3 separate regions of the Homo sapiens genome follow, and all the other regions are linked to region 2. A link is a contact called in ENCODE Hi-C or POLR2A ChIA-PET data. All regions are on one chromosome and are shown on one strand. Each heading gives the region's core, a stretch centred on a gene start or an enhancer-like site at or near the end of the contact. The rest is flanking DNA. Distances are from core to core; before and after follow the strand shown.

Region 1 (2,700 bases), core at 2-2,501, 4.9 Mb after region 2:
GCTCTCACCACCCTGCTTGAGAAGGTGGAAGGCTGCAGGCACCTGCTAGAGACGCCAGGACCGTACCTGGTGTACAACGGGGACCTAGTGGAATACGATGCGGACCACATGGCCCAACTGCAGCTCCCCTTGCCCTAGCTAGGCTGCAACAGCTCAAAGGCAATCCTATTCTGCTACTCCCAGTCTCCTTCCGACAAGTTACAGTTCGGTGTTATTAACAAGCAGATATCTCCAGTAGCATATCTCCAAAATCATAACAGACGCCTGTATAAAGGAAATTGGTACTTTAAACACAATTTAATATCATATCTTAATTTGTTTGACAGTAGGTTGTTTTCTATCAACTCAAAAACAAGCATGCTGGGATACAACTGTATCTTAAACTTAACCCTGTTCACGTGCAGGAGTAGATTATTATTTCAAATAGGGATTTCTGAAATTTAGCGTGTAGAAAAAGAATCGTTTTAAAAGCATCACTGAAGATCCCCAATGCAACACACGAGCTAACTAAAGTGGGTTTCCTAACGGGAATAGAGGAGGAGAACACACATCCTTTGGCAGTTACTCTGCGTCCTCAGCACTTTCTTAGGTGCAGATTTGGTTGCTTCTCCCTTCTGGGTCCTACAGCACTATCATAAGGCAAATCAGGAACTTGTTATTTTCAAGTGAAGTGAGATTCAAATAAAAATCTCTTTTTTGTTACGGCCCTGAGTCCAACCGTGGCGGTGTGGTCTACACAGCTTTCTTATTGTTCGAGTGGGAGAAAAGGTAAGGAAGACAGAAACACGCCGAGGCAGGAATTGCCAGGTCCAAAACCAGACTCCCCTCATTTAACGCCCCCTGGGACCGTCGGACTAGAGAAAGGAGAGAAAACCAGGGCCGGGGGCTGCAGGAAAGCTGCCAGTCCCGCCTCTTTCCCCAGCGGGGCTCGGAACTCACAGGGTCATTCGCACGCTCCACTTCACCTCGACGGCCTCCAGCTGGCCCCAGAAGAATTGGTCGTTAAACTGAACAAACAGTGCCTGCAAGTCCGGTGTGGGGTCCACCAACTCCCACGACGCGTCCACTAGCGACAGGGACTCCTGGGCATGATCGCGCTCCGCCTCCTGCAAGTTCCACTCCTCCTGAAGCCGCAGTGCCAACATCAAGTCATCATCCATCGTTGCCAGGATCACAGGCGGGGTCCGCCGGCGTCAGGCTGGCTCCCCAGTTACGCCGCGACCCCAAGCCGCCTAGCCGAGGACCAGGACTAGCTCCTAGGAGATGCCGGCTCTCGAGACGGCCCGTCAATCCCGCGAGAGTTCGCGGAAACGCGCTTGAGAACGAGAACGGAGCTTACCCCAAACGCCGAAGCCAAGATTCTAGGGCTTTAAAAAAAGCAGTCAGCATGACACCTCCTAGTGGGCGCAGAACCTGGGCTCACAGGGCTCGGGCCCTACGAAGCTTTCAGGAAGCTAGTTTCAGCCTTTACTCTTTGCCGGTTATTTCAAACCTCAACGTCACGCTCGGTTCATGCGCAGTACCGAAATTTCTCTCGGCCTCTCCCTCCCCTCACTTCCGCAATAGCTCATCTTGCGCATGCGCTTTAACCGATGGCATTGCTGCGCAGGCGCAATGTCTGCGCTCGGCCCACTTGCGCAGGCGCAGTGTCTGACGCTCAGACCCGGCGCAGGCGTACTCGTCTCGTTCCCATTCCTGCTTCCTCAGCCCAGGAGCTCGGTTGGCCTTGGGTGGGTCTAGACAGCCGCGGCGGCTGCGGCGCCGATAGTGACAGTGAGTGCGTGAGACCCGGAGAGAAATGGCGATGGCGATGTCGGACAGTGGGGCGAGCCGCCTGCGTCGGCAGCTGGAGTCAGGGGGTTTTGAGGCGCGGCTGTACGTGAAGCAGCTCTCGCAGCAGTCGGATGGGGACCGGGACCTCCAGGAGCACCGGCAGCGCATCCAGGCGCTGGCGGAGGAGACGGCGCAGAACCTGAAGCGCAACGTCTACCAGAACTACCGGCAGTTCATAGAGACGGCCCGCGAGATCTCCTACCTGGAGAGCGAGATGTACCAGCTCAGCCATTTGCTGACCGAGCAGAAAAGCAGCCTGGAGAGCATCCCGCTTACGTTGCTGCCTGCCGCTGCTGCCGCCGGAGCCGCCGCCGCCTCTGGAGGGGAGGAGGGAGTCGGTGGGGCGGGGGGCCGAGACCACCTCCGAGGCCAGGCCGGCTTTTTCTCCACCCCCGGGGGTGCCTCCCGCGACGGCTCCGGTCCAGGCGAGGAAGGAAAGCAGCGCACTCTCACCACCCTGCTTGAGAAGGTGGAAGGCTGCAGGCATCTGCTGGAGACGCCGGGACAGTACTTGGTGTACAATGGGGACCTAGTGGAATACGATGCGGACCACATGGCCCAACTGCAGCGGGTGCACGGCTTTCTCATGAACGATTGCTTGTTGGTGGCTACCTGGCTGCCTCAGCGGCGTGGGATGTATCGCTACAACGCTCTCTATTCCCTAGATGGTTTGGCCGTAGTCAATGTCAAGGACAACCCGCCCATGAAGGACATGTTCAAGCTGCTTATGTTCCCCGAGAGCCGTATTTTCCAGGCCGAAAATGCTAAAATCAAACGAGAGTGGCTGGAAGTGCTGGAGGACACCAAGAGGGCCCTCAGTGAGAAAAGGCGAAGGGAGCAGGAGGAGGCAGCGGCCCCTCGAGGGCC
Region 2 (2,700 bases), core at 99-2,598:
CTATTTATAAATCCTCATCCTAATCTCTGGAACCTGTGAATATGTTATCCTATATGGCAAAAGGGACTGTGCAGATGTGATCAAGTTGAGGATTTTGAGATAGGATGGTCTGTAACCAATGTAATCACAAGGGTCCTTATACAAGAGAGACAGAAGAGTTAGGGTCACAAGAGAAGGCATGTGACGAGGGAAGCAGAGAGAGTGAAGGAGATGTGAAGTCATGAGGTAAGGAATGCAGGTGGCCTCTGGAAGCTGGAAAAGGTAAGGAAACACATTGTCCCTGAGAGCCTCCAAAAGGAACACAGCCCTACAGGTCCATTTTGGACACCTGATCTCCAGTACTATAAGGTAATGAATTTCTTTTGTTGTATGCAACTAAATGTGTGATAGTTTCTTACAGCATCAATGAGAAACTAATACACGCTACATAAACACAAGGGAGATGTATTACTCGTTTTGTAGAAATCAAAGGCATTAATAAAACTAATAGCAGTTACCATTTATTGAGTGCTTCCTAGGTGCTAGGCACTATACTCAGCTCTTTCTGTATCTAATCTTATGTAGCCCTAGAACAAGATATGAGGTGGGAATTAAGGCCCAATAACTAGCTAGAATGTTTTAGAGTTGGGATCTGCGCCCAATCTATGTCACTCTAAGTTTTTTTTTGTTTTACCCCATCCCCATATTTCATCATAAGCCTTTGGGTTTGTCTTCATTCTTTAGCATGCGTTATACTCGCACGTGTCAACCTAGGAGTCGGGCTGGGGCGGGGCAGGAGATGACATCCACATCTAGGGTGCATGAAATTAAAAAAGAGCCGAAGCCATCTCTACAAGTCACAGGTAGCTTACATAGGCACCCACAGCAGATGTGAGGCTACAGAAAAATGAATGAGACAAAGAATACGCTTCAGACCGAAAGTCAAAGATCCCGCACCGTCCGTTCCTAACTCGCCCGCGTACTGGGTGAATCCTAGAGCCTGGCGTCTGCGAGGACTCCAGGAGCGACAGCAGGGACCGACGCAGAGAGGTCCTCAGCCTGGTTTCCCGGAGAAGAGGTCGCCCCGCTTCCCCCGCCCGCACCCCCCGGTGTTTTGGAGGCCCGCGTGGTCCCGCCTCATTGGCCGCCGCGGAGCCCGAGGCCTCGGGGAGGCGGGGCGGCCTTCGCAGTTGTAGTTCCCGAGTCCTCTCGTTCAGCGGCTCCGCCTTCCTGCCGCGGCGCCTAGGCGACCGCCCAGGACCACAACTCCCACAAGGCCCCGCGCTTGGGGGCGTGGCCGAGGAGCCAAGCGAGCCGGGGGCGGGGCCGCCTGGGGGATGAAGTGGGGGCGCTCGCCTTTCCTGCCTCACTCGCAGCTGCCGGGTGTTGGGGAAAGAGTCGCCTGCCTCCGGACTGGAGTGCAGACCTCTGACCCTGGAGTCGCTCGGCCGCTGGGAACCGTCCCCTTGGGTCGTCGCCTGGGCCGCCCGTCGTTCCCCGGCCCCGAGGGGTCCGGCTGGCCGCGGTGTGGGTAGAGGTCAGCATGAGCCAAGGGGTCCGCCGGGCAGGCGCTGGGCAGGGGGTAGCGGCCGCGGTGCAGCTGCTGGTCACCCTGAGCTTCCTGCGGAGCGTCGTCGAGGCGCAGGTAAGCCCGAGTGATAGCGGGCCGGGAACCCCCGGCCGAACACCCGCGGCCGCTACACACGGGCCGCGGCTGTGACGCGGGGAGGGCCGGGCAGGGCCGGGCCAGAAAAGAGGTGATTTCTGGCGAGCAGAAAACCCGGGGAGCAGAGACCTGACCGTCCAGTGCGGGAAACATCTGCGAACCGCCCGCAGGGTGGGGGGACGGCGACACTCCGGGTAATGGCAGTCAAAAGAGGAAGATGGTGACGGTCCCCCTGAGCTGTTTTCGTTTTTTCCTCTCGGATGTGTTAAGCGGCTGGGAGTGTGGCGGGAGATGGGACGGGCATGAACCACCTCGGCTGTCTTGCGAAGGGAGCGAGCGCCCAGAGAAACGGTGACGTCCTTCCCTTCAGGAGTTAGTGAGGGAGGGAGACTGAGAGTTGGGGGCACTCCGCAGACCCCCGAGGCCCCGCCAGGCGCAGGGGATTGGGAGGGGGCAAGACTTCACTCGAACTGTCGGACTAGAGCTTTCTGGGCTTTTACTCTTCCTCGAGCACCTTCCCTTGCTCAAGATTGCTTTATTTTTACCCAGCTGAGCTGTGTCTGCCAAGTGGCATCGCCAGGTAAGTCCCAATACGAGACTGGGGGGGTCTGAGTGGGGCGTTGTGGCTCGTGGATGGAGGCTCTGGCTCTGGCAGTCGTGAGGTGCTGGCTGGTTGTTGATGTGAAGCGATGATTACAAGTGTTCTCAGTGTGCTAGAAATCTGAGGCTTAGCTGACCAGATCCTTTCGCCTTCAGAGAGGTGTTTGCTTCTATTCAGTAGAATTTGAATTGATTGCCAGGTGCTGCTGCTTGTTGTCTGCACCTGCTGCAAGGAGGCAGCACTGCTGAGGGCCAAAAAAATAAAACGAAGGTCTCAGGTGGCCTGATGATGAGGGGAGATGTCATTTGAAGCAATTAGTGCTCATCCAAGAAAAATTGAAGGTGACTCTGAGTGTAACCGTGAAAACATGTTTTTCTGAATTGAGTCACTTTATTTCATGGTTTTATGGTGCCCTGCACTAAATCCCAGAGTGCCTGAATAGTCCGTTTGTGTC
Region 3 (2,700 bases), core at 185-2,684, 4.8 Mb after region 2:
CTTCAGGTGATTGCAAATAGGAATCAACCAGCTAAGCCCTTCCCAGATTCCTTAATCACAGAAACGTAAGGTACAGGATAGTGGATAGACAGGGACAAAAGGAAGAGGATTTTGTTTTGTGTTTGTTTTGAATTGAGGAATAACTTGTCCAAGTTAATATGCTGAGAAAAGGGGACTGTGAAAATATGTGTATATAGATATGCGAGATTCACTAATAGATACAAGCTCCCACTCTGTGCTAAGTGTTACAGTTAAAACAAAGATACCGTCCCTGTCTTCAAGTCTAGTAGAGGAAACAAATACACACTAAATGAAAATATATTTTAGCATATAACAGATGAGTAAATATTATCAGGTACACAATTCTTGAGTATGTGACATGTCAAATATTAATTAATGTTTACTGTTTCTTGTGTTTAAGTCATGTTTACCTGATTACTAATATTTCTCTTAATGGGACATAAAAGTGAAGGCCTTTGTAATCCAGACTTTTAGGGTACATCTAGCGCCATCACAAAACCTCCAGCTAAAGTTTCACATTAAATTCTTAGGGACTGTTTTCTTGCGCATAACCATGGCTAAATAATTTTGTTCTCTCCCCTTCTTCAACTTACATTGCAGAGAACTTACATTTAAAGGCCAACATCACGGGTGAAGATGAATTAACATCCTTCCCTTCTCTTCTTTGGTTATGTGGGAAATTGTCATGCTTCCTTTTCCTGAACCCTCCTGATCCTTATATAGAGAAGAAAAAAAGAGAGGGATCTTCCATCACCAAGAGTTTGCAAAACACAACATAGACAAACCTACTCCTTGCTTTAAAACCAGATACCCACAGGGCCCTCGCCTTAGAGGCTTTCTCCGCAGACTGACAGAGACGCTGCCCAGGCCTTTCCAAGCAAATCATCCAAGTTTCCACCAACTGGTGCTATGATCTGGCATTACAGCAATTACTGAACTAGGATAAAATCACACCTCAAAAATTTAAGAAAAAAGGAGGTGTAAACAGGGCCGATCTGGCCGGGGAGAGAAACAGAGGGGCCGCCCCCGAGTCTACAAGGGACGAAGGCATCCTTCAAGGGTGAAAAGGGGAAAACTGCATAGAAAGACTGGAGAACCTCCCCCTCCGGATAAATAACGCCCCGTGTTGTTAAGGACGCCACCTTCTTTGTTGCTCATGTCGTCACAGCCTACGGTGAGACGAGCGGAGACTGAAGGACCTGGAGCAAGAGGAGTGCGCGAGGTACAGGCCGAGGGAACCTGGGAAAACAGCCTGCAGAAAAACGCTTTGCAGCCGGGCCGACTACAACGCAGTGGCCGGAAGTCTCCTCTCACGTACTTCCGGCCTGCGTCCGGAGGGGAGGGGAGGCCGTCGCCGCTGGCTCCGCCCACCGCGTGGTCCAAGGACCACCACCCGCCACCGCCGCGCGAGCGTACTATTGCGGCCGCCCTCTGCTGCGCCTGAAGAGAGAGGCGACTCTACAAGCCTCACAGCATGCACTGTTACTAAAAAGACGATGCGTCCTCCTGGACCTGAGATCTGTGTGATCGTGGGAAAGCGACGAAAAACGTACGTAATTTTTTTCTGAAGGCACCTTCGGGACACCTTACCCTTCCCTCAGGGGGGCCCAGCTTCGCGCGCGGTGCTGTGGGGGTTGTAGTTCCTCCGCCGGAGCGGGACCTCCGGTGCCCCGGGCCAGGGATGTGAGAAAGAAGCGAGCCCTCGAGTTTCCTCGGGGCATGTGGGAAGGTTTTTTTCAGGATCCAGGCAGAACCTTACAGAGCTGGGAGTTTTTTAACTTTCCATTCCTGGCAGTGACGCCAGGAGCTTTAAGTGATGGAAATATGCGAGTCAATCAGTGGATGGTGTTAGTACTGTTTTCTCTTATGAAGATCAAGCCTGCCCTTCGGGTCTACTTCCACCTTTTCCCCCTGCCCGTCTCCCACCGTCTCCCTCCTCTCCACTGGCTCTCAGAAGCCGGACAGCCTGTGTTCAACTTGCCTCCACGGAGTGGTTGTGTGACCTTGATGAAGCACGCAACTTCTCTGCCTCAGTTTCCTTATCTGTAACATAGGGATAGAATAGTACCCGCCTTGTAGGGTTATTTGAGGATGAAAGGAGTTAAGTCTCGTGAAAACGCTCTTTCACATATAACTGCTCAATTAAATATTAAATACCATACTCCTCTCCCACCAGGGCTCTCCCAAACAAAATGATAGACAGGTGAGTAATAGCAGCTGTGTTCCACTAAACTGTGGGCATTTCATTATGAGCAGGTGCTGCCACCATATCTAGACTTTGTGCCGCCCCTTAGCCCCAGTGCTTCTCAGCGCTGTGATCCGGTCCCATGTAAGCTTCCGTCAATGTTTGTTGAAGAATCATGTTCCTGGTGTCAGAATAGGTAACTAGATGGCAATTCAGCACCGTCTAGAGAGAAACTCAGGCCAAGGCTTCATAACTGGGGTGCCCTAGGCCTAGTACAGAAAACACAAGTACATTTTAAGCTTTCTCTAAATAACCTCTCTATTGTGGTCATGTGTTGAACACACAGTCTTTTCTCCTTGTTAATTTAGGAACAAAGGAACAGTAAATGGAGTAACTTGGCTAGAATATGGCAGTAACTACAAGGCATGTTCTGCTCTGGCACGAAGGTAACCACCACTCATACCTCTCCAGCCCTGTGAATACGTCAATTGACT

What was found. A loop is a pair of places that touch in the nucleus more often than their neighbours do. ChIA-PET counts read pairs that join two places held with the same protein, here RNA polymerase II (POLR2A). Pooled maps may share reads with other maps.
Region 1: a map of naive thymus-derived CD4-positive, alpha-beta T cell shows a loop between it and region 2 (17-fold over the local background). The contact joins the promoter of SPRTN here to the promoter of ERO1B in region 2. A Hi-C loop is called at or near these places in 1 of 168 maps with a recorded cell type or tissue (naive thymus-derived CD4-positive, alpha-beta T cell), 2 of 37 single-sample maps with no recorded cell type and 7 of 50 pooled maps.
Region 3: a map of CD4-positive, alpha-beta T cell shows a loop between it and region 2 (17-fold over the local background). The contact joins the promoter of TSNAX-DT here to the promoter of ERO1B in region 2. A Hi-C loop is called at or near these places in 2 of 168 maps with a recorded cell type or tissue (CD4-positive, alpha-beta T cell and CD8-positive, alpha-beta T cell) and 6 of 50 pooled maps. POLR2A ChIA-PET finds 5 or more read pairs at or near these places in 1 of 52 experiments (OCI-LY7).

The regions. Positions count from the first base shown.
Region 1 is chr1:231,336,844-231,339,543 of GRCh38, reverse strand. SPRTN (SprT-like N-terminal domain) reads right to left here and starts at 1,251. Exons shown (of 5, transcript NM_032018.7): 1 at 940-1,251. The coding sequence starts at 1,160. EXOC8 (exocyst complex component 8) reads left to right here and starts at 1,692. Exons shown (of 1, transcript NM_175876.5): 1 at 1,692-2,700. The coding sequence starts at 1,799. RefSeq lists silencers at 1-16, 2,088-2,257 and enhancers at 1-639, 1,038-1,237, 640-1,514, 1,818-1,877, 1,918-1,967 and 1 more.
Region 2 is chr1:236,280,606-236,283,305 of GRCh38, reverse strand. ERO1B (endoplasmic reticulum oxidoreductase 1 beta) reads left to right here and starts at 1,348. Exons shown (of 16, transcript NM_019891.4): 1 at 1,348-1,624. The coding sequence starts at 1,523. RefSeq lists silencers at 1,004-1,593, 1,634-1,683 and an enhancer at 1,754-1,953.
Region 3 is chr1:231,527,290-231,529,989 of GRCh38, reverse strand. TSNAX-DT (TSNAX divergent transcript) reads left to right here and starts at 1,434. Exons shown (of 3, transcript NR_173106.1): 1 at 1,434-1,570; 2 at 2,575-2,652. It overlaps TSNAX (translin associated factor X), which reads right to left and starts at 1,321. Exons shown (of 6, transcript NM_005999.3): 1 at 1,164-1,321; 2 at 631-735. The coding sequence starts at 1,179. TSNAX-DISC1 (TSNAX-DISC1 readthrough (NMD candidate)) reads right to left here and starts at 1,337. Exons shown (of 16, transcript NR_028393.1): 1 at 1,164-1,337; 2 at 631-735. RefSeq lists enhancers at 565-1,764, 1,233-2,054.